Linked DNA regions of Homo sapiens: region 2 is linked to region 1. The links are chromatin contacts, found by Hi-C or POLR2A ChIA-PET in ENCODE. All regions are on one chromosome and are shown on one strand. Each heading gives the region's core, a stretch centred on a gene start or an enhancer-like site at or near the end of the contact. The rest is flanking DNA. Distances are from core to core; before and after follow the strand shown.

Region 1 (2,609 bases), core at 80-2,579:
TTTAGGTTACAAAGAGTTAAAATAGTTGTAGAATAAAAAGTTTTTTTGGGTGAGGTTTATAAAAACAGAAGGATGTGATTTTTGCTATTGAAAATGTAATTTTTTTTCTTTATGTTTTATTATACTTTAAGTTCTAGGGTACATGTGCACAATGTGCAGGCTCATTACGTAAGTATACATGTGCCATGCTGGCCCACTGCACCCATCAACCCATCATTTACATTAGGTATTTCTCCCAATACTATCCCTTCCCCCTCCCCCTACCCCACGACAGGCCCCAGTGTGTGATGTTCCCCACCCTGTGACCAAGTGTTCTCGAGGCTGAGTCAACTTAAAATTTATATATATACATATATATATATATATATGTATATATACACATATATATGTGTGTGTATATATATATGTGTATGTGTGTGTATATATGTGTATGTGTGTGTATATATATGATATATATGATATATATGATATATGATATATATGATATATATGATATATATGATATATGATATATATGATATATATGATATATATGATATATATGATATATATGATGTATATGATATATATGATGTATATATGATATATATATCATATATATATATGACCAGATGGATAAAGAGAAAAGTGAAAACTCAGGAAATAAGAAACTTTTGACTCTCAGGTGGCTACATGGTCTCCCATCTTCAAAAGCTGCAGCTGGGCTGCATTCAGTTACCAAAGGTAAAAGTTACCAGTGGAATTTAGAGATGGATGATAGACATACTCCCAGGGAGTTAGTTCAGTGAATGCATAACAAAATGGAAACTAATAAGAAAACTACAAAATGTTAATTCCCTTGGTTATTGCTATCTGTAATCGCTAAAATGAAAGTAAAAGAGTGCGGAGTTTTGCCTTAAGGCTTGACCAAATTTACATGTGGACTCTCAGCTCAGGCCACTAGCTTCAAAGCTAGACACACACACAGGCACACACACACACACACACACACACACACACACACACACACACATCTTAAGCCAGGGCAACAAAGTTACCTTTGAGACCTGTAGTTACCAAGAAGATAGCCAATGCACTTAAATAGAAAAAGAAGTTAACTATTAAACCCAGAGGGTATAATGTAAAGAAATTGCTCCTTTGTAGAATAATATAATCAGTTTCCTGAGAAACGTTTACTATAATGGACTGGAAAAATAGCTACTTTAAGGGCAATATTTTTTATTTTAAATGCTACAGAATGAAAAAGCAGGGGTTTATGCAGGTCCCACAGCTCACGATTAAGCAATCACTGAGGAGTATATGTGACCCAGCTTCACAAGCAGCCCAGTGGACTGAATAATTGCCACCATAAGGTTTGATTACCCTGAGAAATGGACTGCCCAACTCACCCTGTAAAATTCCAGGTGGAGTTCCCCAGATGAAGCACCTGATATGCTTCATATGCAAACCATATGGAACTGGCTTTATGATGACCAGAATATTATTCAATTAAATATACCTATTACCCTGGTCATAGTAAATGCTATGGTTTAGGGGGACCCTTCTACCTGGGCATCCCAGGTGACATTACTCCTGCAGAATCAAAGAGCTGTTTGAGAAGCCTTCCCAAATTTGCTGTCCCCCATGGATCTTACCGATGTTATTAAAACATTAGGGTAATTAAAAAATTGGGCAAGGTAAAAGGGAGTCAAAGGACTCATCTATCATGGTGGAAATCTTTAGATGATTATTAAGAAATAAAATAAAATAAAAATTGATAGGGTAAAAACAAAGGCTTTTACAATGCTATAAAAGTGGGGTGAACAAAAGGGAGCCCCTGCTGATCTTCAAACATTATAGGGACCTACACCAGTTTTTTTGTATTTGCCTTAGATTGGATTTTTTTTAAAGCAAAGTTTGTAATCTAATGGGAAAGCTGACATTGCCTGCGCAATGTTGAGGCAAGTTTAGATAAAAAATTGATAAAAGGGCTTGAGTCTCTTGGATCAACCCTCTTCTGGGAGGGTTAATTTTTTACCAGAAAGGTAAATTGGTTTGAAGATAAAGAAGAAAAGCTCCTGGGATCAGAGCATAAAATTGTAAATGTTGAGAGGATTATGAAATTTGAGATGTTTAAACAGGTTATATGTAAGGTGGTTGTGATTCCTTTACCTAAATGTTTTATGAAAATGGGTATTCTATCTGAATGGGGGAGATTTTCCTGATGTAGTTGTATAAAGTTGAAGGCATGTAAACCTGCTCTTTGAAAAATGCTATTTGGACAGCTAAGTGAGTACTAGCTAAAGTGCTGGTTGAGACAAATCCTTCACTTCATAGCCCTTTGTGGAAAGTTTATTTGGGCTTATGGCAAAAGCCTGTGAGCACTTTCAAATGACAATTACTGGGACTTTGGACTAGAGAATTTCCACTTGAGAAGTATTTACAGCTTTGCTATGGGATGTTAACTGAAACTACTTCTATGCTAGCAGAAATAATGGTGACTGAAAGAGTTCCATGATAAAATAAAAATGGTTTATACAGAATCTTGCTACCTGGGATGCAAGAAAGACATATTTATGAACAGGGAGCCTCTTTTTCTCCTTAGGATGGACTCTGACTATGCGAGGAGC
Region 2 (2,609 bases), core at 44-2,543, 81 kb after region 1:
ATCAGTAAAGTAAAAATTCTACTATCTTATGCCCCACAAGACCGTAAGTCTTTTAACTTTTTATAATATTTTTTCAAGTTTTTGTGAAGTAATCACCTAAGAAATTAAAGAATTCTAGAAAATGTTCAATTTAATGACTCTTGAAAAATTAATTCAAAGAAGACCTTCTGAAGATTTTCTTAAATACATGATGAGAGAGAAAATAATGATTAGCATTTTATTTCAATAGAAATTCTATAAAATTCAGACTAACAATCAGTGATTCTCAAAAATATGTGATGTTGATTTGCGCTATTTGGAGGAAATACAAAATATAATCTCTTAGTTATTGATGATCATTTTTAAGTATATTACTGGTATTAAGAAAGTAGGTTATCTTACGCTTAGAACAAATACACTTTCTTTATGAAAAACAGCTACAACATTTTCTAAAAAAACTCATTGACCTGCATATATATGTCATAGACAATGTATGACAATTTTTAAAAATATTTCTTTTGATAACTAAATTAAAAATAAAACAAAAGTGTCTTACCTAATGCCTTACTATAAAACTCTTCCCAAAAATGATAGTCGTAATCCTGAATCCAGAAGTGGAACAAAACTGAAAGCATTGAATTTTTTACTCTTTCCAGAAAGGTCATTCTGTCTGTTAGTCCTGTCATAGGCACAGGTACATAGGAAAGTGGAGCTGGAAGTTTCCCACAGCTTCGCTCCATATTGCCTCCTACAGAAATTCTAAGTGTGAGCACAAAAGGGACTGCAAGCAACTCAGCCATCAGGTCTCCACAGGGAATCACAGGGTCTATAAGCATTACATCGTAGTTGGTTTCCTGTAGCTTCTTCATAAGCGTCTGATTGTAGATAAAGCTCTCACACATCATTTTTAAAGTTCCTCTTATTTCAACAAAAAAATCATTTAATTTTATAACTGATTGCCAGGTTGATAAGCCTGGCAAGACATTCAGAGCTAGGTCAACAAATATTTCATTTTCTTCTGTTCTGTCCTGTGGCATATGGACCACCTCAAATTTCAATGCAGAAGGCTTCCTGTAGTCAATTAACGAAGGCTTTGAGTGAGTCAATACTGTTACCTCATGGCCTCTCACTATGAGCTCTTCTAGAATGACCTTGACATTAAGCCAATGGCTCATGTCACAGGGCCACACCAGGACTTTCCCACAGAATCCACAGCCAACACAGAAGAGCTGCAGGAGCAGAAATACCAAAGCTGACTTGTCAGACCTCATGATGGCAGTTCCCTCACACACTGATCTGCAATGGTTTTGTAGTTACTAAGCAAGGAGTTGAAATGACAATATAAGCACAGAAGTTAAAAATTAATATTTTAAGAGTAAAGTTCACTGGTGGTTGCCAGTTTAACATGTACTGAAGGTATCAAAAAAATGCAATGTATCAGGGAAAAGTTGTTCCAACCCTCTAGAACTTAGAAATAAAATACATAAATATACTTTTATTACCTGGATTGATGATAAAGAAAAAAATTTTTCAAGTCTTTAGATTTAATAATTCATGTGCAGAAACATGCACACAATCACACTTACATTCATTCCACACTAAGTCCAAGGCATCAGATGGTTTAGGACAGCACATGTTTCACATCCCTTGCTCACAAGGACAATACAAAGGTTTACTGAGAATATACTTAGAGAGTTTGGGTAACTATTTTGACTAATTTTATATAATAAGTACAAAGTGTTCAGTATTTCAGAGGGGAAAATGCACAATTGCTTTAATATGAAATAATAAAAGCTTTAATAAGGCATTTGACTTAGGAGGTGAGATGAAAGCTTTGATAGGATTTACTGTTGCCAAAGGAAGCATTTCACAATCGATAGAAGCATACAAAAGTATAGGATATTTGAAAATCATTCCAGTGAGTAGTGGTCACAGAGAAAGTTCAGAGCAGGACGTTACAGAAGAAAGTTAGTTTGAAATTGGAGAACATAATTTTAAATAAAAAATTATGAGTTTGAATCATAATTTATAGGCAAATAATTATTTACTCAAGTTTTAAAGGATAGTCACAAGATCAACCTTTTCTTTAGCAAGAAACTCTTGCATCTCAACACAGAGTGGTATGTAAAGGTAAGAGTTTAAAACAGGGAAAACGATAAAAATTATATATTAGTTACTGAGACATGTCAACCTAATAGAATGAAACATAAATTGTTAATAGTTAAATGCAAGAAATTAATTTAAAATTTGAATTTACTGATAATATCTGAGATAGGAAAAAATGTGTAGGAGAAAAGACATGGTTGTGGTTTCTGTCTTAATAAGCAGAAGTTTGATAATGACATTAGGTAAAATATTATGCACAAAACTTAGAGCAGTTTTCAGAATCAATATCATCTAACTGGGTTATTTTTCCTGTAGTTACTGTTCAAATTTTCAACAACTGTATGTAGATGTGAACAAAAAATAAAATTTTAGGAATCCCCAACCATCTAAACGGACCCTTACTCTCAGCAAAGAGCATTTCAAAGTTAATCTCAAAAACTAGTTGAGGCAATGATGAGAAGTGGGGTGGTGGGATAGGATATGCCTCATTATACCCTCCCCCCTTTCTGAATTCAGGAAAAACT

Evidence for each region. Hi-C counts contacts between places; a loop is a spot of excess contacts on that map. ChIA-PET counts read pairs that join two places held with the same protein, here RNA polymerase II (POLR2A). Pooled maps may share reads with other maps.
Region 2: a map of HepG2 shows a loop between it and region 1 (6-fold over the local background). The contact joins the promoter of UGT2A3 here to the enhancer-like site in region 1. A Hi-C loop is called at or near these places in 3 of 168 maps with a recorded cell type or tissue (Caco-2, HepG2 and PC-3) and 1 of 50 pooled maps. POLR2A ChIA-PET finds 5 or more read pairs at or near these places in 1 of 52 experiments (HepG2).

The regions. Positions count from the first base shown.
Region 1 is chr4:68,869,971-68,872,579 of GRCh38, forward strand. It overlaps the pseudogene LOC101930041. Among named protein-coding and RNA genes, the nearest start is that of UGT2B10, 55 kb to the left of the region's middle. Within about 2 kb of position 1,330, at least 2 of the 41 ENCODE cell types and tissues checked have a DNase peak (open chromatin) inside an H3K27ac peak, as active enhancers do.
Region 2 is chr4:68,950,511-68,953,119 of GRCh38, forward strand. UGT2A3 (UDP glucuronosyltransferase family 2 member A3) reads right to left here and starts at 1,294. Exons shown (of 6, transcript NM_024743.4): 1 at 536-1,294. The coding sequence starts at 1,250.